2 separate regions of the Homo sapiens genome follow, and region 2 is linked to region 1. Evidence: read pairs that join two places in POLR2A ChIA-PET (ENCODE). Cell type or tissue: Caco-2. All regions are shown on one strand. Links, peaks and the distances in the headings refer to the core of each region. The heading gives the core; the rest is flanking DNA. Region 1 has its middle 13 kb from the start of GTPBP4. Region 2 overlaps LARP4B (La ribonucleoprotein 4B).

What was found. Peaks named below come from ENCODE experiments on the same cell type or tissue, not always from the same donor. Only the 100,000 strongest peaks of a DNase experiment are listed, where the experiment ranks them.
Region 2: POLR2A ChIA-PET joins it to region 1 with 5 read pairs; 5 of 35 experiments call an interaction of 5 or more read pairs at or near these places.

Annotation. Positions count from the first base shown.
Region 1 is chr10:968,809-981,448 of GRCh38, forward strand. It overlaps a transcript of LARP4B not described here. Among named protein-coding and RNA genes, the nearest start is that of GTPBP4, 13 kb to the right of the region's middle. RefSeq lists an enhancer at 5,241-5,535. In Caco-2, for the core only: no CTCF peak of the experiment used is centred there; DNase peaks (open chromatin) are centred at 2,547, 3,013 and 5,383; H3K4me3 peaks cover 214 bases.
Region 2 is chr10:856,390-869,029 of GRCh38, forward strand. It overlaps LARP4B (La ribonucleoprotein 4B), which reads right to left. Exons shown (of 18, transcript NM_015155.3): 4 at 7,734-7,881; 5 at 7,354-7,494. Among named protein-coding and RNA genes, the nearest start is that of LARP4B, 69 kb to the right of the region's middle. RefSeq lists an enhancer at 6,527-7,371. In Caco-2, for the core only: no CTCF peak of the experiment used is centred there; no DNase peak of the experiment used is centred there.

The DNA of each region.
Region 1 (12,640 bases), core at 2,112-10,111:
GCGACAGCAAGCACATCCTGGGGAAAGGGCTAGAAAGAGAATAGGCAGTTCTATCTAACTGCAAATGCAATATAAATCACAGGATGCTGTGTCTGTGGAGAAAGCTGTTATGATCTTATGCTTTATTCATTGTGCATTCCCCGGAACAACAGCTATTCTCCAAGCCCTGTGACCTTCGGAGTCGGTAGAACACATCTTCCGTGTGCCCTTGGGCCTTGGCACCGTATCTTAAGAGAGACTTGGGCAGACAAGTGCAGACTGAGATAAGGTAAAACACCAGGAACTCTGTCTTATGAGGAATAGTGGAAGGAAATGGGAATAATTTCTGGATTGGATAGGATTTCAGGCAAACACGAAAGATCTTTTCAAATATTTGGGAGGAAAGTAAGGGGAAAAAATGGTTCCTTTTACGAGGTAGGCAGTGACAACCTGTATTGTGTCTTCCTCCATTTACCTTCCCGGTTTGTTCTCCCATCTCCCAACTCCACTCCAAGTGACGGTTCAGACTTTGAATTCAGCTGCTGCGGGTGTTTTCCAGAAAGCTTGATGACAAGGGCTCTTCTTGACTTTTATAAAAGCTTGGAAGAATGTAGTGGTAGGGTAGATAGAGGAGTGATGTGTTTAAGAATTAGGAGAAAAGGCTCGGCACGGTGGCTCACACCTGTAGTCCCAGCACTTTGGGAGGCAGAGGTGGATAGATTACTTGAGGCCAGGAGTTTGAGACCAGCCTGGCCAACATGGCAAAATCCTGTGTCTACTAAAAATACAGAAATTAGCCAGGCGTGGTGGCACACGCCTGTAGTCCCAGTTACTCAGGAGACTAAGGCACAAGAATTGCTTGAACCAGGAGGCAGAGGCTGCAGTGAGCCAAGATTGCGTCATTGCACTCCAGCCGGAACAGCACAGCAAGACTCTGTCTCAAAAAAAAATAAAAGAAAATTAGGAGAAAAAGAACTGCTCTGGGAAGAAGGGAATGGAACTATCCCAAGATTAGAGGAAGGCTGACTCCCATTTTATGGAGATGTCCAAAAGAGAGGACCTCACATGCAGCTGACGGGAGTTCGTGACCTGCATGCCCACATGGAAGGTAAGGGACCGTGAGCATTTTGGCAGTCATGAGCCCACATGGAAGGCAAGGGACCGTAAGCATTTCAGCAGTCATGAGCCCGGACTGACGCCTGCAGGAGGTCCCTGGGTGCTAGGCTCTGCCACAACTCCGGTGACCTCTTTGTTGTCCCAGGGCCGTCGGGCAGTGACTGGGAACTAATAACGACTGAGATGAAGTGTCGACACAATGCTGATGGAAGGAGGCTTAGACATGAATGGAAATTGACTTAAAGAAATTACTTTCTTGCATGCCTATACTTATGGATTCGATGACTATACATTTATACAGCTCAAGGACAGATCAAGGACCAATGAGTAGAAGGTTCTGGAAGGAAGGTTTAGTTACTGCAAAAAGAAATGTCTAAGCATTGTCACTCCCAGCAGTAGGAGAGTGCTTTTGGAAGCCGGAGCTCCTGCCACAGGGCAGAACACTAACACCCATCTTTCAGGGGCGTTTTAAGGGAAAATTCCATGATGGGTGTCACACACTGGATTAAGCAATATCTTCCACCCCTCCCAAATCTGGGGTTCTGTCATTCTATGAATTATCAGAATCCCTGGCTCACAAGTGGGACTGGACTGAGTCTCTAAGAGCTTGTAAATATTTGCACAGCCGTCCTTTGAAAGCACTCATCGGGACTTCTGTGCCATAACACTCTGCCCTGAGTGACCACTGAAGTGTTTATTTTACTCTGGATCCTCGAATGGGTGACTGAATTCATTTGCAAACAGGGAAAATTCAGCCGTGTCAGCTTTGATTGCTCTCAAGGTCAGAGGTGTTGTTTTCTTTCTTGATGTGTAAGGAATGTGTTTTTTTCTTCTTATGGTAACTGTAAGACCGGACTGAGCATAAAGAGAGAAGACATTTGAAGTACATGTTGCAAGCAGAGCCAGAGGGATTAGGGGCAAAGGAAATGGAAGGCAGAGACTGAGAAGAGACAGTGGAAGTACTAAGGTTACTTCCCAGCCCAGCTGAGCGTTTTATGATGGATGTGTCAGGGCTCCAAGCGGTGGCCTTGGCTCCACTGCCCTGAGATTGCTCTGCTGCGTGTCAGAGGACATCATCAGTGTTTGCAAAATCCAATTAAAGCAGCATTAGTGCACACGGGCACACTGAGCCGCCCAGCACGTTTCATGCCCAGTCCCTCTGGCAGTTCTGCAAGCCCAGCCGCAGTTTTAGAAAAGAGTTATTTGGGTAAGCCTTTGGAACAGAATTTTTTCCTCCAATTTAAATCATTTTTCATTTTATTGAAAACTTCCAGAGCTCCATTTGGTTCTAATATCAAAGCAGGGAAAAGAAACTTTTCCTTCCTTTTTGTGACATGCTTATAAAAATTATTTTTGTCACTCTTAGGTGAATTATTAGCAAGTATGACGTAATGCTGCTGAGATGAAGCACAAGGACAGGGGAGATGCAAGGCAGGAAGGCTGGGCTCCCACCCCTCGCTCCTTACATGTAGAATGTGGAACTGAATCGCAGCTGTTACTGTTACGTAATCCAGGGATACTAGGAAGTAGAAGTGGCCCAAACTATTTTATAACAATAGTAGGAAAAAACATTTTCCTCAATTTGTAAAGATTTCTGATTTTGATTATGTATCAGTCCATAATCTGCATGTACATCCACAGGGTGAAATTGTTTTGCATAATCTGTTTTCGGCCACGGCAGAGTTGCCTGTACTGGAGGAACTCTCCTGCTAATAACGATGATAGCTTCTGTATTAGATATTAAAACAACAGTTTGAAGGCACTAGAGATCACCCAGAAGCTGACAGAAACTGGAAGGGCAAAACCCTTGCAAGGCGGGAGGCAAAGTGAACAAGCTTAGTGTAGCCACATGAGTCTATTTGCTGAGGGCGCTTCCCAGTTCACGCAGGGTGTGTGAAGATAGAGTTCAAATGAGAAGTGCCAATGTTCTGAGCGCGGAGTCTGCTAGTGCCCCGGAGTTCACGTGCTGGAAGCTGAGTTGCTCTTGTAACCGTGTTGGGGCCTTTCTGAGATTAGGCCTGAGGCTTTGCCCCTGTGGATGGAATATGCTTTTGTGTCGGGAGTGGATTCGTTGTCGAGGGAGGTGGCTCCTGATAAGTTCATTCCCATTCCTCTCTCTCTCTCTTTATTTTTTTTTTGAGACGGAGTTTTGCAATTGTTGCCCAGGCTGGAGTAGTGCAGTAGTGCAATCTCAGCTCACTGCAACCTCTGCCTCCCAGGTTCAAGCGATTCTTCTGCCTCAGCCTCCTGAGTAGCTAGGACTACAGGCATGTGTCAACACGCCTGGGTAATTTTTGTATTTTTAGTAGAGACAGGGTTTTGCCATGTTGGCCAGACTTGTCTTGAACTCCTGACCTCAGGTGATCTGCCTGCCTCGACCTCCCAAAGTGCTGGGATTAGAGGCGTGAGCAACCGCACCCAGCCTCTCTCTGTCTCTTGCACCCACTTCCACCAGGGGAAGGCCCTCACCAGATGCTGGCACCATGCTCTTGGACTTCCCAGCCTCCAGAAACATGAGCCAAAAAAACTTCTATTCCTTATGTATTACCCAGTCTGTGGAATTGTGGCAGGACAGTCCACAGCTCTCATTCTATTCTCAGAGGGGTGACAGGTTCCAAAGGGGTTCATGTCCACTCATGTAGAAGCCAGAGGAAGACAGATCACACAGCCACAGCGTCAGAGTTAGACCAAGAAAGGGGTGTTTAGAGACTTCCAAGCAATCATGAAACATTCCATTTCTATGTAAGCCGTTTGACTGGTATGAAGTATGCACTTGCTGAGAATCAAACACTGAGAATATCAGGCATTCTACATTGAGATCTGATATTGACAAGTAAATGACATAAGGCAGAGAAAAGTAGTTAGAAAATAAAGAAGATGCAGCCCCAGGTAGCCGCATTCTTTCCCCTCTCCAAGGCCACACATGCTGCCCAGCAGGTCTTGGCATTACAGAGAATGCTGGCAGTTCTGTCTGTTGTTTGTTTGGAGGGCTCGCTGCTGAGCCACATCGAGTTTTCTGGAGACGCATCAGCTAAGCTACTGAAACCATGCTCAGTTCCTCCCCGTGCAGTAGGCGTTACCACTGTGATTCTGTGGGTGGGACAAAGAGGCAAGGAGGCTAATGGGAGAAGTCGAGGGGCAAGCACCCACTCAGTGCCCACTCAGCTGCTGACCCTGTGCTGCGGGCTGCCTTTCTTGCAGAGAGTAAAGGAGCTCTGGTCTGGTGATGGAGGGGGATGTGCTATGAGAGTCCCACCTGCCAAAGCCCTGATGGAAATGGGCCCAGACTGCTGGAGAGTGCAGCAGGGACAACTCACCGGGGCAGGGGGAGCTCGCAGGGTGGCTGGGATAGCACAACCTCTTCCTCACACAGGGCATGGCACACCCCACTCCTATAAAACAACAACCATTCAGTTCTCACTTAAAAATCCGAACGTGATCCGCTTTTGGTGAACTTTTTTTTTTTGAGACGGAGTCTTGCTCTGTCACCCAGGCTGGAGTGCAGTGGCATGATCTTAGCTCACTGCAAGCTCTGCCTCCCGGGGTCACACCATTCTCCTGCCTCAGCCTCCCAAGTAGCTGGGACTACAGGCACCCTCCACCACACCCGGCTGATTTTTTGTATTTTTAGTAGAGACGGGGTTTCACCATGTTAGCCAGGATGGTCTCGATCTCCTGACCTCGTGGTCTCCCTGCCTCGGCCTCCCAAAGTGCTGGGATTACAGGTGTGAGCCACTGCGCCTGGCCTGTTGAACTTTTAACATACTTCCCTGTGCTCTAGCCACAGCCACACTGGTTCCCGTTAGCTAAATTTTTAACCATACAGTATTGTCATTTGCATGCTGTAGTTAAGAGCTTCCAGAGGTTACATGCACTAGATCTTAACAGCTTAGCCCTCATGAATAACATGTTATCTTCCACCATCTCAGGGAAGCAGTGATACCGTGGAGTGAGAAAAGTGCATTCTCTCAGGATTTCTGCCGTGTTTTCATGCTGAGGTGTGACAGAGTATTTCCAGTCCCCTAACTCTGGTCCATGACCTTAAGTTAGGTGGGAATAACCTTAGGAAGTGCCCTTTCCCCATGTGGTCCTTTACAACCTTCAAAACTCCCAAGGATGGACCCAACTTGACAAACATCAACAGCTCCCTGTGTCCCAAAGGTGGACAGTCGGAGAACCTGGGGAGTGAGCCTGCTTCTGCACAGCTAATCAAACATCACACCTTTTGTGCGAGGTCTGGGAGAGCTGGTTTGGAATGGCAAACACTCGATTCAACCTCCAGACAGCACGGGGTAACCAGGAGGGGCAGTGGTCAAGGTCCCATGAGGAGTGACTCAGCAGGTGCTTTGTCTACATGGCTCGCTCCCACGGAAACCCAGGGCGGGTGGGAAGGGATTTTCCCCTTGAGGAGTGTTCCCTGGGGAGTTTGCCTCTTTCCCCCATTAACTATTTCTCCAGACAATGCTGAGCTTCTGAAACCGCAACTTCCCAGGGAGCCTTACCGTGGCAAATGCGTCTGAGTGTTTCTCAGAGAGGCCTGGGCACCCACGGCCTGTGTGCTCTCAGCTTCCTTCATTGTTCCGGGCCTCGGTTTCCTTATCTATAAATTGGGAATGTGAAAGGCTCTCTTGAAGCCTTGCTCTCGGGACTAGAAATAACTCACGTAAAGCAAGGGGCTGTGGCGTGCACACTGTCATCTGGAAAGCACTGCTCTGACCTGGGCTGCTTGTCTCAGAACACAGAAATGAGGCCAGGCCACTGGTCCGAGCTCCCTCGCCCATTAGGCCAGACTGTAATCGGTTCTGTGTTTACAGAAGTTCAACAAGATGTAGTTTACCTCAACCGTGAAACACCTGCTAATACAGACCTCAAGGGTGCTGTGAAGATTAAACAGCTTCACGCTCATCGAAAGCTTGGAGCTCCACAACATTCAACAAATGTCGGCTGTCACTGTTGCACAGACGCTCAAGCCTCCCACTCTGCCATTCAAGGGTCTGGGGACAGGCATGAGATGATAGTGTGACTGGGAAAGTAGCGGTGGGGGTGGAAGCCAGGGCAGGCTCAGGAGGCTCAAGACCTGGCACTGTTCAGTGGCTGGGATGGGGTCTGGCCTCTGCAGGCCCTGCCTGGCTCCTTGTGTGTCCACTAGTCACCACCACAGCAGATCAAACCAGCACACAGAAATGCCTGTGCTTCAGAGGAAGTCACTTACATAAAAATTTGATGTTTAAAAGGGAAATACATACAAGTTACTTTCATGATTTTATAGGTTCTCAGCAGTCAGAAAAAGTAGCACATCTATTAATGAGAAATAGTTTACAATACAGTTCTCAGATGATGTGCTTGTTTGAATTAATTCTCCTGACGGCATCCACCCGTGGTGTCCCGAGCACACGTCCTGATGCAGCAATAGTGACATGTTGTTTTATTTACTAATGTCCCCACGTGTTTAGTACAGGGTCTGCCGCACAGCTGGAGCTCAGTAAGCGTCTGTTGAATTCAGTTGCGATTCACTAAACACCCTGAGGTGTACTCCTAGAATTTCTTCTTCCAGTCACTGGGGCACAAGCCCTGCCTAGATTTTCATATACAAAATGTTAGGTTTGAAGAAATGGAAGAAATGCTGTTTTCTTAGGTGCAGTCAAGGAGCGACTTTCAAGGGAGCTCCACTGCGTGGCGAATCGTCTGAATGCACACAGGTCTCTTGGGGTGGACGTGACAGAAGCCAGGCAGTGTGAAGTGGGAAACACAATAGGAAGGCAAGAATTGTGGCCCGGCCTAGTACAAGGTAGGCCTGTCGCGTAATGTGCAGCCCGGCCTAGTAGAAGGTAGGCCTGTCACGTAATGTGTGGACCCAGCCTAGTAGAACGTAAGCCTGTCGTGCAACGTGTGGACCCGGCCTAGTAGAATGTAAGCCTCTCGCGCAACGTGTGGACCCGGCCTAGTAGAAGGTAGGCCTGTCACGTAATGTGTGGACCCAGCCTAGTAGAATGTAGGCCTGTCGTGCAACGTGTGGACCCGGCCTAGTAGAATGTAAGCCTGTCGTGCAACGTGTGGACCCGGCCTAGTAGAAGGTAGGCCTGTCACGTAATGTGTGGACCCAGCCTAGTAGAATGTAGGCCTGTCGTGCAACGTGTGGACCCGGCCTAGTAGAATGTAAGCCTGTCGCGTAACGTGTGGACCCGGCCTAGTAGAATGTAAGCCTGTCGTGCAACGTGTGGACCCGGCCTAGTAGAAGGTAGGCCTGTCGCGTAAGGTGCGGCCCGCCCTAGTAGAAGGTAGGTGCTGCGTAATGTGCGGCCCGGCTTAGTAGAATGTAGGCCTATCATGCAACGTGTGGACCCGGCCTAGTAGAATGTAAGCCTGTCACGTAACGTGTGGACCCGGCCTAGTAGAATGTAAGCCTGTCGTGCAACGTGTGGACCCGGCCTAGTAGAAGGTAGGCCTGCCGCGTAATGTGTGGCCCGGCTTAGTAGAATGTAGGCCTATCATGCAACGTGTGGACCCTGCCTAGTAGAATGTAGGCCTGCCGCGTAATGTGCGGTCCGGCCTAGTAGAAGGTAGGCCTGTCGTGTAATGTGTGGATCCAGCCTAGTAGAAGGTAGGCCTGTTGCGTAATGTGCGGCCCGGCCTAGTAGAAGGTAGGTGCCGCGTAATGTGTGGCCGGCCTAGTAGAAGGTAGGCCTGCCGTGTAATGTGTGGCCCGGCTTAGTAGAATGTAGGCCTATCATGCAACGTGTGGACCCTGCCTAGTAGAATGTAGGCCTGTCACGTGATGTGTGGCCCGGCCTAGTAGAAGGTAGGCCTGTCATGTAATGTGTGGCCTGGCCTAGTAGAAGGTAGGCCTGTCGTGTAATGTGTGGACCTGGCCTAGTAGAATGTAGGCCTGTCATGTAATGTGTGGACCCGGCCTAGTAGAAGGTAGGCCTGTCATGTAACGTGTGGACCCGGCCTAGTAGAAGGTAGGCCTGTTGTGCAACGTGTGGACCCAACCTAGTAGAAGGTAGGCCTGTCACGTAATGTGCAGCCCGGCCTAGTAGAAGGTAGGCCTGTTGTGTAATGTGTGGACCCGGCCTAGTAGAACATAGGCCTGTCATGTAATGTGTGGAACTCGCTTTCTTGTCTGCAAAATGAGACACTTGAGGAACAGATCTTTCACTTAGCAGAGAGGAATCAGTGGCATGAGTTTAAATCAGTGAGTCTACCATAAGGTATTTAAATAATGCTGAATTTATTTTATTTATTTATTTATTTATTTATTATTTTTACAGACAGGGTCTGGCTCTGTCGCCCAGGCTGGAATGCAGTGGTGTGATCACAGCTCACTGTGGCCTCTACTTCCTGGGCTCAAATGATCCTCCCACCTCAGCCTCCTGAGTAGCTGGGACTACAGGAACTTGTCACCATGCACAGCTAATTATTTTATCTTTTGTAGAGATGGGATCTCACTGTTGCCCTCTTGAACTCCTGGGCTGAAGAGATCCTCCCAGCTGGGCGCTGTGATGCGTGCCTGTATTCCCAGCTATTCGGGAGGCTGAGGCAGGAGAATCACTTGAACCTGGGAGGTCAAGGCTGCAGTGAGCCAAGATAGTGCCACTGCACTCCAGCCTGGGTCTGGGCTACAAAGCAAGATCCTATCTCAGAAAAAAAAAAAAAAGAGAGAGAGAGAGATCCTCCCGCTTCAGCCTCCCAAGGTGTTGGGATTATAGGCGTGAGCCAACGTGCTGGCCTAGAGTTCTTTTTCTTGTTATTATTCCCTAAACAATATAGTACAACTATTTATATATCATTTACATTGTATTAGGTATTATAAATCACCTAGAGATGACAAAGTACACAGGAGGATTGCATAGGTTATATGCAAATACTATGCCATTTTATACCAGGGACTTGAGCATCCACTGATTTGGGTGTCCACAGGGATTCCTGGAACCAATGCTCCACCCATACCAAGGGATGACTACATACAAAGACCCTGATGAAAGGCAAGGGTGGACTGAGGTCACTGGGTGTGGGGGTGGGTGAGGCAACTCTACCCACACTGCCACACTTTAAAAGTGAGCCCCCCGCCTAGGGTGTGCCAGATGAACTACCCTATCCCATAGGCTATTTCTATAGAGTTACAAACAGAATAATGGGGCTGAAGAATGAGGCCACACATTCAGGAGCCACCTCTAGGCTGGAAACAGTATTTCCACTATTCACTTTTCTTCATCAGTCTTGCCCCAGGTTTGACCATTTAGTCTTTTCCTTATCAACTTTTGTTTTATACAGCATGAATTTCTGCTCATTCCTTCATTTTATTTGTTCTTTTACTTTATTTTGCTGTTCTTAAATTTAAGATGGATGTTTACCTCGTTAACTTTCAGGTAGAATTTTGTACTCATGTACAGAGAAACGAGTTTCTCTTTGTAAGTCAATTTTCGCATTCTATATTTCAAGGTTACGTTATTGGTTTACATTAAAGTTATCTTTATGAATTAAACATTTATTGTACTTATTAACACATTTGGGTTTATAGCTACCATATTATTTGTGGTTTTTCCATTTTTTTGTTTCTTTTCACTTTTTTCTTGCCTTCATTTCAATTAGCTTTTGTTAACCATTTTAGATTTTTTTCTACTAATTTGGAAGTTATACATTCTGCTTGTGTAGTTATAATCATTAACCTAGGAATTATAACAGGGATACTTAATTTACCAAGTCTTAAGTTCATCAGTACTTTACCCTAGTTCTGAAAGTAGGACCTAGAACTCTTAACTCTATCCCTTTCTTGATTTATAGGCTTTATTAATTATGTGTTAAAATGTAATAAGATATTACTATTGTTTTTTATGCACTTTATTTGTTCCTCATTCTGATCACTTTGCTTCTATTGCAAGTATATTATTTAAACTTTCTTTTACAAAGGGTTGGCTTATGGTAAGATTTCTCAGTGTTCCTTTGTCTGTAAATGTTTTTCTCCTCATCCTTAAAGGATATTTTCTCTGGGCATCGAATTCTAGTTTGGCAGCATTGTTTGTTTCCCACCCCCCCTCCTTAATATTGAAGATATTCCACTGTCTCCTGTCTCTCAATGTTACTGTTGAGCAGTCAGCTGTCACACTCACTGTTGCTCTTTTGATGGCAATCTGGCTTTTCCTTTCAGTTGCTTTTAACAAATTGTTCTTGGCTTTGGTATTCTGCATTCTGTCTATGATTTCTTATTTATCATTCTGGTACTTTATCTTTCCTGGAAAAATCTTAGTCTTTATATCTTCAACCATTGCCTCCTTCCCTTGCTCCTTCTCCTGTCCTTCTGGAGTACTTATTGGACAAACATTTGCTCTCAATCCTACCGGTCTTCTCAATCTATTTCAATCTGCTTAAGTTCAGTGTTGTGTGTTTTCCATTTGCCCCTCCAGATTGTGTCTTCCTCTGCCCTGCTCTATGCCCCTGGAAGTTGACTTCTACAGACTGGATGTCCAGGCCCTCTTGCATTCTGGCTGTTGGGTTAGTCAAAGGGAGGCCCCAGCAGAATTATAAGGAGGAGAGACTGCTCTGGTTATTAATTTCTCTCACTCCCTTTCTGCAGGGCTGAGCCTTGGTGTCACTGTGTTCCTCTATGGCTGTGGCTCCCACCTAGGGCCCTTCTACATGGTTTTAGCATTTGCTAGGTTCTATCATTGCCTTAACCCTCAGTCCTATGAATTGTGATGGCTTCCCACAGTTGCCAGTTAACTGGGTCCTTTGTCATCCTTTGTTGGTTCTTTTAACCCAGCTAACACTTCTGTTAATAGTGTCTTCAGCCAGATGCGGTGGCTGATGCCTGTAATCCCAGCACTTTGGGAGGCTGAGGTGGGTGGATCACGAGGTCAGGAGATAGAGACCATCCTGGCTAACATGGTGAAACCCCGTCTCTACTAAACATACAAAAAATTAGCCAGGTGTGGTGGTGGGCACCCGTAGTCCCAGCTACTCGGGAGGCTGAGGCAGGAGAATGGTGTGAACCCAGGAGGCAGAGCTTGCAGTAAGCTGAGATCGCACCACTGTACTCCAGCCTGGGTGACAGAGCGAGACTCTGTCTTTACTTCCAAGACACAGTGGAGATATAGGCAGCATTGGGTAAACATTCCCATTCCAAAAGGGAGAAATCAGCCAAAAGAAAGGCACTACAGGCCCCAGGCAAACAAAACCTAGCAGGAGTCATTAAATCTTAAGGCTCCAAAATAACCTCCTTTGACTCCATGTCTCACATCCAGGGCACACGGCTGCAAGGGTGGTCTCCCAAGGCCTTGGGCAGCTCTGCCCCTGTGGCTTTGCAGGGTTCAGCCCCCTGGGCTGCTCTCACCAGTTGGAGTTGAATGCTTGTGGCTTTTCCAGGTGTAGGGTGCAAGCTGCTGGTGGATCTACCATTCTGGTTTCTGGAGGATGATGGTCCCCTTCTCATAGCTCCACTAGGCAGTGCCCCAGTGGGGACTCTGTGTGGGGGCTCCAACCTCACATTTCCCCTTGGCACTGCCATGGCAGAGGTTCTCTGTGAGGGCTCTCTCCCTGCAGCAGGCTTCTCTGTGCACTCAGAATTTCTCATACATCCTCTGAAATCTAGGTGGAGGCCACCAAGAGTTCTTCATCCTTGCATTCTGTGCACCTGCATGCTTAACACCATGCAGGAGCTGCCAACGGTTATGTTCTCCAAAGTGGCGGTCCAAGCTATAACTGGGCCCCTTTGAACCACGGCTGCAGCTAAGCAGCTGAAATGTGGGAAGCAGTGTCCCAAGGCTGTGCAGGGCAATGGATACCCTGGGCCTGACCCGTGAAACCATTCTGCCCTCCTAGGCCTCTGGGCCTATGATGGGAGGGGCTCCTGGGAAGATCTCTGAAATGCCTTCAAGCCTTTTTCCCCATTATTTTGGCTCGCTTTTAGTTATGCAAATATCCCTAGCAAGTGGTCATTCTGCAGCCTGCTTTAGTTCCTCTCCTTAAAAAGCTTTTTCTTTCTGTGCCACATGGCCAGGCTGCAGATTTTCCAAAGTTTTATACTCTGCTTCCTGTTTAAATGTAAGTTCCAACATTAGGTCATTTCTTTGCTCCCCCATCTGAGGTAAGCTGTTAGAATTAGCCAGGCTATCTCTTGAACACTTTGCTGCTTAGTAATTTCTTCTGTCAGATGCCCTAAAGCATCACTTTTTAGTTCAAACTTCCACAGATCCCCAGGGCACGACTAGAATGCAGCCAAGCTCTTTGCTAAGGCATAACAAGGGTGACTTTTGATCCAGTTCCCAATAATTTCCTCATTTCTATCTGAGACCTCAGCAGCCTGGACTTCACTGTCCATATCACTATCAGTATTTCGGTCACAACCACTGAACCAGTCTCTAAGATGTTCTAAGCTTTCCCTCATCATCCTGTCTTCCTCTGAGCCCTCCAAAGTCTTCCAACCTCTGCCTATTACCTAGTTCCAAAGTTAATTTTATGTTTTCAGGTATCTTTATAGCAATGCTCCACTCGTTGGTACCAATTTTCTGTGATCCAAACACCTTGCACGAGGCCCCACCTCCAGCAC
Region 2 (12,640 bases), core at 3,187-11,186, 110 kb before region 1:
CACTCTGGTCTGACAAGTAAAAAATCTAAAAAGAACAATTAACAACTCTTCTTAGATCCTACGTAAAGTCACAAGGCAAACAACTGCTGCCAAATTGGACAGACAGACAGATAAATAGAGAAGCGATCACAACATATGGAGCAGAAACCTTTGCAGGAACCAAGGCGAGGACAGAAAACACTGTCCTGGAACTGATTAACTGCTGGAGGCTCAGGGTGGCCAAGTCTGAGAGTTAAAAACTGCAGGGAGTCTCAGTCATTGGCGGGTGAGGGGTTCCTGCACTTTTGTGACTTATACTTTCTGGAGCTCGATCAGGTCCTCACAGGGAATACTAGAGAAAAATCCCTTTGTGCTTCCGGCACGAGTAGGAGAAAAGTAACCGTTTTGAAAAATACCAGAGCACTCTGTTCTTCTTAACAAGGTCTGCCCTCAGGAAAGACAGTTTAACCACAGTCCAACTTGCTGGGGTTTAATCAGAGCAGAACATACCTAGAGGAAGGGAAACACCTAGCTCCTGCCTCCTCTGGTCATGCTGCCCCACCTAAGAGGGGAGGAAAGAAGAGAAGCTCCTGTGAGCTTCACAGTCCAGGGCCCGGGCTCACTACAGACTTGAGACTCCCAGGCCTCTTATGGAAGGCGTCCCCTGCCCACACCTCACCCCACAGCACTGAAGGCATAGTCACCACAGTGCCTTCCACCCAGCACGTCACAGCTGGCTCTCAAGAAAGTTACAAGGCATACACAAAGGCCAAAAACACAATGTCAAGAGCAGAGCAAGCATTAGAACCAGGCATGACAGAGATGTCAGAATTATGAGACAGGGAATTTAAAAGAACTAGGATAAGATGCTAAGGGCTCAAATGGATAAAGGAGACAGCAGGTAAGAACAGGTGGGCAATGCAAGCAGAGAGATGGAAATCCCAAGGAGGGGGAAAAAAACTGTGAGAGATGAAAACTACTGTAACAGAAATGCAGACTGCCTTTGATGGGCTATTAGGAGACTGGACATGGATGAGGATCTATCAACAGAAACCTCTGCTGGCACTCAGAAAACAATACCCCAAAATGAAGGCCTCAGAAACAAAAGTTTTTTGGGTCTTGTTTTATGTCCTTGAGAGCTTGAACTGTGACCAAGTGGGAGCACTCTTTGGTCTCCACCATTGGGGGAGGTACGATTTTCGGATCAGGTCGGGTGGCCGGTCTGAAGACAGGAACCCAAGACTTTTTGTTCTGCATACGTCAAGCGCTCGGGAGTTTGTCTTAATAAGAGGTCCCACGTGTAAGGGGCTTTTGTCATCTCAACTCCTGCTGCCTGGTTAGTCTGTGTCAACAAGAGTCTTTGCTGATTGAGCTCATTCCTGACAGTAAATGTTTTGTGGGAGGTATCTTTGGAATTGCTTCTTCTATGTCCTCTCCAGGATCTATCCTGGACTTTATACACCACTGAAAATTCTAAATGTCAATGGCCAAAAGATGGATCCTTTAAATTAGAATTGTAAATTTAAAAAAGGATTTTAGAAATCTCATCCTAAACAACTGATAAAAACATCAAGAGCAAAAAGGGTGCTTGGCATCACTAACCACTAGGAAATGCAAGCCAATTTCTAGAAAGACCCAACAATGCTATGGTTAGCCTTAAAAATTCTCTTTAAAATTAAAGAGCAAAAATCTGACCTGAAACAAAATTAAAAATTTTTTAAGCTTAAACTCCTACTTTGGATCCCCCTGTTGGTTAACAATGAGGGCTCCTCTATATTCTTGTAGGCCCACAGTTAAAATTCCAGGCTTTCCCTGCGGTGGCCTATTAGACACACAGCCCAATGCAACAGAAGAGAGGGCCGAGAAAGAAATCCTTGCATACATGGCCAATTGTTTTTTTTAACAGGCGTGCCACGATCGTTCTATAGAGAAAGGGCAGTCTTTTCAATAAATAGTGCAAGGACAACTGGATATCCACATGCAAAAACAAAGTTGGATCCATACTTTATACCATATACAAAAATTAACTCAAAATGATCAAAGATCTAAATGTAAGACCCGAAATGATAAAACTCAGACGAAAACACAGACAAAACCTTCATTATAATAAATTCAACAATGTTATCTTAGATATGACACCAAAGGCATAGGCAGCCCAACAAAAAATAAACAAACTGAACATTATGAACATTTTAAATTTTGTACATCAAAAGACACTTTGAATAAAATAAAAAGGCAACCCATATAATGGAAGAAAATAATTGTGATTGATGTATCTGATCAGGGATTAATACACAGAATATATTGAGAACTCCTAAAGACATTAACAAAAACCTGATTCAAAAATAGGCAAAGGATTTGAATAGACATTTATCCAAAGAAGACAAATGGCCAATAAGAACAAAAAGGGTGCTTGGCATCACTAACCATTAGGGAAATGCAAGCCAAAACTACAAAGATATACCCACTAGAATGACTACTATCAAAAAAATCAGAAAATAGGCTGGGCGCAGTGGCTCATGCCTGTAATCACAGCACTTTGGCAGGCCGAGGCAGACAGATCACCTGAGGTCAGGAGTTCGAACCCAGCCTGGACAACATGGTTGAACCCTGTCTCTACAAAAAATACAAAAGTTAGCTGGGTGTGGTGGCTCACGCCTGTAATCCCAGCACTTTGGGAGGCTGAGATGGGCAGAGGTCAGGAGTTTGAGACCAGACTGGCCAACATGGTGAAACCCCGTATCTACTAAAAATACAAAATTTAGCTGGGCGTGGTGGCTCACACCTGTAATCTAGGCTACTTGGGAGGCTGAGGCAGGAGAATTGCTTGAACCCGGGAGGTGGACGTTGTAGTGAGCTGAGATTGCTCCAGTGCACTCCAGCCTGGGCAACAGAATTATTCCATTTCAAAAAAAAAAAAAAATCAGAAAATAACAAGTATTGGCAAGGATTTAATAAAACTGGAACCCTTGTACACTGATGGTGGGAATGTAAAATACTATGGCCTGTATGGAAAACTGTATGGTGATTCCACCAAAAAAAGTTAAACATAAGAATTACCATATGATCCAGAAATTCTACTTCTGGAAGGCAGTTCAGCAGCTTTCTACAGAACTAAACATACTCTGACCTTATGATCCAGCAATCACACTCCTGGGTATTTACCCAAAGGAGTTAAAAACTTCCTTCCGTACAAAAACCTGCACATGAATGCTAACAGCATCTTTATTTGTAATTGCCAAAACCTGGAAACAACCAAGATGTCCTTCAGTAGGTGAATGACTAAGTAATTTGTAGTATGTCCAGACAATGGAATGTTATTCAGTGCTAAAAAGAAATGAGTTATCAAGCCTTGAAGACATGGAGGAAGCTTAAATGTACGTTACTAAATGAAAGAAACCTATCTAAGAAGGCTACATCCTGCAGGATTCCAACCCTATGACATTCTGGAAAAGGTAAAACTATGGAGACAGTGAAAAAACCAATGGATGCTAGGGGTTGGGGGGAGGGAGGGGTGAGTAGGCAGAACACAGATGACTTTTAGGGCAGGGAAACTACTCTCTCTGATGCTACAATGGAGGGTACATGTCATTATACATTTCTCCAAACCCACAGAACGTACAACACCAAGAGTGAGCCCTCATGTAAACTGTAGACTCCAGGTAATAATGATGTGCCAATATAGGATCATCAATTATACAAAGGCACCCTCTGGTGAGGGAGTGTGAATAGTGAAGAAGGCCATGCATGTGTGGGGGTGGGGGGGAGGGGAGTATATGGGAGATCTCTATACCTTCCACTAAAACTCGCTGTGAACCTGAAAGTGCTCTAAAAAAAACAGTCTTTTTTTTAAAAAGGATGTTTGATAGCATTAGTCCTTAGGGAAACATAAATTAAAGCCACAGTAAGATTCTACTGTCTCCCTTTTACAGCAGCTAAAATTAAAGACTGACCCTGAGGTCATAAGGGTCATAAGGATGTGGTGCTTTAATCCACCACTGGTTGAGAATAGAAAATGGTACCACCACTTTGGAAAACTGCCTTACCATTTCTTAAAAGGATAAACATGCCTACCAGATGATCCAGCTACTCCATTCCTAGGTATTTTACCCAAGAGAAATGAAAACATATGTTTATATGAAATCTTGCTGACAAATGTTCACTTTTATGAACACTTTTTATTGGCAAAGCCACATTTTGAAAACAATCCCAAAATCCATGAATAGGGGAATAGAAAAACAAACTGTGATCTATCCATATCATGAATACTTCTCAGCAATAAAAATAAATGATTAATTCATGTTACAACATGAATCAGTCTCAAAAATAGTAACCTAAGTCAGACAAAAACAGTACACACTGTCAAATTCTATCACACGTCTGTTGTCCAGCAACTTGTGGGGCTGATGCACATCTCTTGGGCCCAGGAGTTCCATCTTTTTTTTTAAAGAGAAAAAAAATCTACGAAACGCAAACTGACATATAGTGATAGAAAACAGACCACTGGGCCGGGCATGAAGGCTTACACCTGTAATCCCAGCACTTTGGGAGGCCGAGGTGGGCGGGTCATGAGGTCGGGAGATCAAGACCATCCTGGCTAACACGGTGAAACCCCGTCTCTACTAAAAATACAAACAATTAGCCGGGTGTGGTGGTGGGCACCTGTAGTCCCAGCTACTGGGGAGGCTGAGGCAGGAGAATGGCGTGAACCCGGGAGGCGGAGGTTGCAGTGAGCCGAGATCACGCCACTGCATTCCAGCCTGGGTGACACAGCAAGACTCCATCTCAAAAAGAAAAAAACAGACCACCGGTTCCACGGAGAAAGGAGAGGGCACAGGAAGCTCTTCCTGGTGTTTGGGATGTTCGTGATCTTGATTGTGCTGAGGATTTTACAGGTACAGAACAACTTATCAAACTGGGTGGACAAAGCAAAGAGGAATGAAAGAGGCAACACATTAATAATGTATTATTTCCTCAATTGTCTGTAAGCTACAGAAAATCTGGGGTATACCTGAAGTATATGATGTTTATTGTACATCGGTTATGCCTCACTAATGCTTTATAGGAGTGAGAGAGGGAGTAGGTGGAGGCAGATGAAGGAGGAAGACAAAGCAGAAGGTATTCTTTTTCTTCTTTTTGAAAATAGTTTTAAATACCCCTTTTAAAAAGAATCACCTTTTGAAATTAAACTTTCCAGAATATACTTTAACATGTTGTTATTTCACTTTTGATAATGTTCCCTATCTTCTATCTTCAGATAGATTTTAACATGTTATTTCACTTTTGGTAACGTTATCTATCTCCTGTCTTCAGGCAGATTTTCACAAGTTATTTCACTGTTGATAACATTACCCATCTTCCATCCTCAAGACAGATCTTCACATCTGTCTACCTCCTATCTATCTTCCATCTTCTGTATAAATTCTGACCCCAGTTCAAGATTAGGTCATTTCAATTTAGTCTGAAACTTAAATTGTTTATTTTGAACCATTTTACTTCCTACCATTAGGATTCTCACTCCCTCAATGTATAATGCCTTTTTATCTTTTGTAAAAATCTGTTTTAATGATGAGCATTCCTTTCCTTTGCCATCTTAAATTCAATGGACTCTAACATGACTCCAGTTTATCCCAATGTTCTGCCATTCCCAAGTCACTAACCAGTTACTGGTGAATTAACAAGGGGGATGTAATCAAATTACATTGCTGAATACTGGCCTTCCTCAGATTTAGAAAACTGCTCATGTAGACGGGAAATTCACTTTATGCAAATTCAAGATGGCAAATTTATATTTACAAGAAACAAGCATGGCTTAATTTTTGTACCTTTATAAATACTTGATTCATTTTACCAAACAATTATTTAAAGCAATAAGCTCCACTGAAGTTAAAAAAAAAAAAAAAAAAAAAAAAACAACCGTCACAGAACATCTACACATTTTCCCTCTTAAGTGACAGTTTCTGACTTTGACAGTCTTAAGCCAATGAAGTCATTCTGCATGGCTGTGCCTTACAGCATCGAGGTCTGGCCTCTCCAGCCCTGCCCAGTGCATTCCCTGGTCACTGGGATAACGAAAAGCCCATGGCAAGTGGGGTGGGGGAGGGGACAGGGACTGGTTAAGAACAATTGTGGTAATAAAAATGAAAACATGAGAGGCCGAGGCGGGCAGATCACAAGGTCAGGAGATCGAGACCATCCTGGCTAACATGGTGAAACCCCATCTTTACTAAAAATACAAAAAATTAGCCGGGCGTGGTGGCAGACGCCTGTAGTCCCAGCTACTCAGGAGGCTGAGGTAGGAGAATGGCATGAACTCAGTAGGCGGAGCTTGCAGTGAGCCGATGTCTCACCACTGCACTCCAGGCTGGGTGACAGTGAGACTCCGTCTCAAAAAAAAAAAATGAAAACATGAAAAAGTTCCTGCATTTCCAGTAACGTGTGGTACACTCCATAACTGGGCCTGAACATCTCCTTTCCCACCTACTCTCTTCCTTTCCGTTTTTTAGCCACTACTACATACTAAGGTACTTACAACCCTACATGAGAACAACAGAGATTCTATCCAGATGGTCTTACATTTGCTTTCCTCCAAGCCATTCTTTCACACTCCTGCAAAATTTACCTTCCCCAAACAACTTATTTTCTTCATGTCACTCATTTCCTCATCAACAGGAAAGAAGTTCAAATGTGAATGGCTTCTAAGACTTGCAAATGGGGCCTCAATTGCCCCTACCTACAATACCACAGCATTCCCTCTCTATCCCCCTCCCTTTACCCAAACTGTCTTACTCTCAAATCCAACATTAACGTTCCACCTCTGCACTTTTACTGACACTTCGCACTACTAAATAGGTTTCATTTTTTTTTTTTTTTGAGATGGAGTCTCGCTCTGTCGCCCAGGCTGGAGTGCAGTGGCACGATCTCGGCTCACTGCAAGCTCCGCCTCCAGGTTCACGCCATTCTCCTGCCTCAGCCTCCCAAATAGCTGGGACTACAGGCGCCCGCCACCACGCCCAGCTGATTTTTTTTGTATTTTTTTTTTAGTAGAGACGGGGTTTTACCGTGTTAGCCAGGATGGTCTTGATCTCCTGACCTCGTGATCTGCCCGCCTCGGCCTCCCGAAGTGCTGGGATGACAGGCGTGAGCCCCCGCGCCCGGCCCAGGTTTCATCTTTTGAGACCTTACATTCCTCCATGGCACCTCCCTAACCAGGGCCTCTCATCTTCTCTGCATCCACATAAGGGTGAGTTTAAAGTAGAATTAAAAGCAGGCAAAGAAAGACCCATTGTGTAGAGAATGTTAATACTCTAAATAAAAAAAATAAATAAAGCAGCCCATATTCCCTGGGAAAATGCACCCATAAGATATGTTTACCTGTCTCGCTATTTTCAGGCAGAGAGTCATATTCTGAGGGACCCAGAGCGAGAGCGTTCATGTCTGCTGGGTCCGACTCCTGCGGGTCTGGCAATGCGGCATTCTCATGGCCCTGGTCACCATCACCATTGGCATCCGATCCTACAATTAGGAGTTTACCCCAAAAAGGCAGGGTTAGAAGCATAACTTTCTCTTAAAACAAAGCTTACACTTGCAGTGACTCAACTTCTTTAGACTGTAAAAGACCTCTGGGCTCTCAAGCACTGCCACATACCATGACACAGTTATGAATGAACAACATCTTAAAGACAGATTAAAATGGCAACAAAAGCACAGGCCTGAAAGCAGGGGGCTGCACACCACGGCCATGCTCAACTTACCCTGCGGGCCACGGTCTGCGTGGTGGCCAGCCACCTCCTCCCATGCAGCACTCACACCGTCAGCAGCACTGCTTGCTTCCAGATGTAACACAGGAGCCCCCCACACTTCTGCATTAGGGTTCAGCTCTGAAACCTTAGTTGCTGGTACCTAGGAAGAAATGTAAGATAGACATTTGTATCCAAATGTCAACCAAATACAATTTTACTCATTAATGCAGAGTTAAGAGACATCAGATATAGGCTCCAAAGGCTCAGCCTATGTATTTATACACACCTTTGGAATGAAATCAGGTTCAAAATTAAAAAAAAAAAAAAAGCAGTCAGAATTCCATTAAATTCCCCCCAAGTTTTAAGTTCCTCCTCCCAAGACCAAGGCTTGCAGAGATGGGGAAGGACACGCCTGCCACCAAAAGATTCAGTGTTTCACAAACTATACCTGAGGAATAGCTGGTGACTTCCTAGACTCCTAATAAAATCACAATTCAGGGTTTTACAAACTTGAATACAAGGCAGATGAATAAAATTCTAATTAGAAAGCTTAAACAAGTCAGCAGGGCGCGGCGGCTCACACCTGTAATCCCAGCACTTTGGGAGGCCAAGGCGGGCGGATCACCTGAGGCCAGGAGTTCATGACCAGCTTGGCCAACATGGAGAAACCTTGTCTCTACTAAAAATACAAAATTAGCCGGGCGTGGTGGCGCATGCCTGTAATCCCAGCTACTCGAGAGGCTGAGGCAGGAGAATCACTTGAACCCAGGAGGCGGGGGTTGCAGTAAGCTGAGATCGCACCACTGCACCCAACCTGGGGGACAGAGCAGAACTCCATCTCTAAAACAAAAGAAAGAAAGAAAGCTTCAAAAAGTCACATAAACAAAAGGTGTAGAAGATGAAAATTGCTCCTAAGAATGAAGGTGTTCTAACAGGTCTGTCAGGGATACTACAGGATAAGAAAGCTCAGGCATCCTTTGAGGAAGAAGATAAAATATCTCATATTTTTCACAGAACTACCTGTTCCCATTCCCAATAGAGCTTCAGTATCACCTTGAAAGAAAATCCACAGGTGACCATGAAGCTGCTAGTCCAGTGTTCTGGACAACGGACTCTCAGATCACTGGGGCTGAGGCCAAAGCTGCCATGGACAGCTGTGGAACATGGGCTAAACCTCACCTGGAAGACAGCACAACAACATGATGCCTGGCACATACCAAGCTCATCGGCCATCATGACAGTCACGCATGCTCAGTTAGTCCCACAGGGCAGTCCTCTACTCAAAACCCTCCCGCATCAGCTTGGCTCATTTGGAGTAAAAGACGAAGTTCCCACTGCAGCCACAGCGCCCTCCTGTGCTCACTGCTCCCTGGCCTTGTCCATTTCCAGGCACACTGACCTCCTTGCTGTCTCTGGGCACACTGGCACTTTTGCTCTTCCCGTCCGTCTGTCCAGAACATCCTGCCCAGAGACTGGGGACTGGTGGTCCTTCCTGACACAGCGAATAAACCCACAAAAGTCCCCCACCATGTGGATACTCCCTACTCCCCTGATTTTTCTGATACAAGCCTTTCTTATGCTTACACAAGCACTCCCCAAAGCCTAAAGAAAAGTCAAATGTCCAAACACACAATCCTTCAACAAACTTACACATGATTTGCCTTTTCAAATGTGCCACCCACCTTCACACCACAGTGCAGGAAGTCAAAGCTTCTGGAGGAAGGGACAGGTCCCTGGTCCCCGGTGCCCCTTGGAATCAGGCTGCAAGCTGGGAGCAGTTACACTGCACTACCCCAGCATGCAGCATAGACACACCAGTTTCTGCGGCCCAGAACACAGGAGAAGGGCTGGAAAGGACCACCATGAGCCGTCAAATAAACGATGGGTGCATTAACAATTTTTAAAAGACAGAATAAATCCACATTGGCTCAGGTGATGGGGCTGGTAGTAAAAAACATGAAACTATTTCTGAAACTGAGAGAAGGCAGCTGATGTGGTTTGTTCGTTCCTGCTCCCCCAGTCACTGGAGCACCAATGAGCACCATGCCCATAAAACCAGGTGTTTAAATGAGTATCTATCTGGAATTCTTTTTAGTTTTTGTTTTAAGTACTGGTGATAGGGCAAATTATTGGGTTCCTTCAAGAATATTATAATCAAGAAGCACCAATTCTTCAATTTTCCTTCTTGCATTGCATCTAAACTTCATTTTTGGCCTCTGCTTCTGCATAGTGTTACTTGCCCTCTTCTCTCTCATCCACCCATCTGTCCAACAAGTGCCTCTGACATGTTCACCAGCATGCTTGTGCCAGGCACGGCACTGAGCTGGCAGGTGTGATGGTGAAGGAAGCAGACAGGAGCTCATGGAGCTACATGAGGGGGCAGGAGACAGCCACAGGTCACCCACAACACTGCCTCTGGCAGCGTTTACGCCGCTCCACCTGATCTGTTGTCTTTGTAAATTCATTTCTCTATTCTCTTTCCCACTCTAATACTTCCATACATCACCTTTCCTAATTAGACCCAGTCTGTTTTCACCACCACCACACAATCCAGTTTTCCAGCCTCGGTTCCATTCCATCCACTTAGCTGGCTCCCCTCAGCTCATGCACATACTACACGTGCTTTAAATTCCCAACACTAACTAACAGTAACCTTCTCTATTATTAGTACCTTTTGCAGTTGACTGTCCTATAGTACCAAAATACATTTTGTGGTTTATTAATACAGACCAACAGCACTTTGAAAGCAGTGACAGCATGGCTGTTGGGGCTCCCGTGGCCCTCGTGTTCCTCCTATTCCAGGGTGGCAGTCACCATGGGCATTTTCCTCACTGTAGTACTGCTGATAGCCAGCACAGTCCTGAATTCAGTAGGGAGGTGCTCAAGATATATGAGGAATGAATCAATGTTTAATAAATAACATAAATTTATATTTTCCACTATTTGACAACTTCTGCAAGGTTTTATGCCACAAATGACTAGGACTCTACCCTTAACCAATGACTACCTCTTAGTGAAGAAGTCCAAATCAAGTGTATGCAGTTAGGAAATGTTCAATCAATGCTGTGACTGAAGAGATGTCACCAGGAATGAAAGAATGAAGATGTCTTTTAAGGCTTAATGACATTCAAGGATCTACCACGTGCTGAGCACATTCTACGCACTTCCTTGTACTGAATCAGAACAAGTCTTGGAGGTCGTTATTCACTGGACTCATTTCACAAATGAAAAAACCAAGGCAGAGAAAGGTAGAGTAACTTCCCCATAAAAACGATGGTAATTAGAAAGTTAGATTCTAAGCAATTGCGTTCAGCAAAATTCAACACTCATCAAGAGTTCATTAACTTATAATTTATGAGAAATAGTTTGTATTAAACAAAGATCTGAATCTCCTACTATTTCTATAAAATATGGTTATTCTCTTGCAGTAATATGGAACTCTAAATGGTTATCAAGAACTCCAGCGTCGGCCGGGTGTGGTGGCTTATGCCTGCGATCCCAGCATGTTGGGAGGCCAAGATGGGCAGATCACTTGTGGTCAGGAGTTCAAGTCCAGCCTGGCCAACATGGTGAAACCCCGTCTCTACTGAAAATACAAAAGTTAGCTGGGTGTGGTGGCACACACCTGTAATCCCAGCTACTTGGGAGGCTGAGGCAGGAGAATCATTTGAACTCAGGAGGCGGAGGTTGCAGTGAGCTGAGATAGTACCACTGCCCTCCAGCCTGGGTGACAGAGCAAGACTCCATCCTTGAAAAAAAAAAAAAAAAAAAAAAAACTCCAGTGTCGTCTGCTTGACTATAAGTCTTATTTTTCCATTAAAAATGTATGGCTAAGCAATGGTTATTAAAACCACAGGCAAGCTGACCTTAACAGCCACATTCCAAAGTGAACATGCCTGAGTTCTGATGCTTTAAATAAACCCTTCCACCCCACCCCATCCTGTGCGAAACAATATGCTCCACTTTGAAAAATAACGTATCAATTAATAAGCTTGTATAACTACCGATACGAGACAGAACAGTCTCTCTGACAAGTTACTGACTAGGAACTGGAGTAATTAATGCTGGAGAAGGGGGACTGGCCGGTGAGGTACAGAAAGCAGGTGAGAAATAGGGGAAAGAAACATTCCATGCAAGCACCAACCACTCCTACAGATGCACTAAAAAGCTTAGTAATTCAGGGCAATTTGCTGACTTCAGAACCATACAAGGCTCTACCTCCAGTTCTTTGTGAAATGGAGTAATAGCTGCTATATTAAGATTTGCTTAAAAAAAAAAAAAAAAAAAGACACCTGTAACAGCACTTTGAAAATTGAAGCTCTGAAAGGCAAGGCACCATCGTTAAACGTGGTAACGCTTCGTATGAGAATACTGTTTGGGAATACCTCATAATGGAAAAGCTAATTTAAAACTGGAAGCACACCTCTCACTTAGGCATCATTTATGCTCTTTGTTGATGTCTGAGGCAGTGACACTGGTAACTAACTGAAAATTATGTCACTTCTGTAAAAGATTAACTGCAGATTATCTTAAAGATGTAGTTTTATACTGTTTTGCCTCCACAACTATTTAAGGAGCAAAACTAATGAATTTGAACATAACTCTCTCCAGAAAAACTCCCAGTGTGGGCACGGAAATAAAAGAGGTTGATGGATCATTCCTTACACTACAGAAGGGGATTTCTACTTGTTTATTTCCATATAGTAAGTGTTGACATTTGAGCCATCTCTACCTCCTTAATATCAATACTTTTCCTTGCTTCATTGCCCACAAAAATCATGAATAAACCACTGGTTGAATAATGAGATCTTGCTACTCTGAGTATGTGCTTTCAATCACACTGCTTCGATAAATGTCTGTTTTGTGGAAGAAAACTAATTTCCTGTTGTTGAATGATGTTGACATTTATTACAGAATTT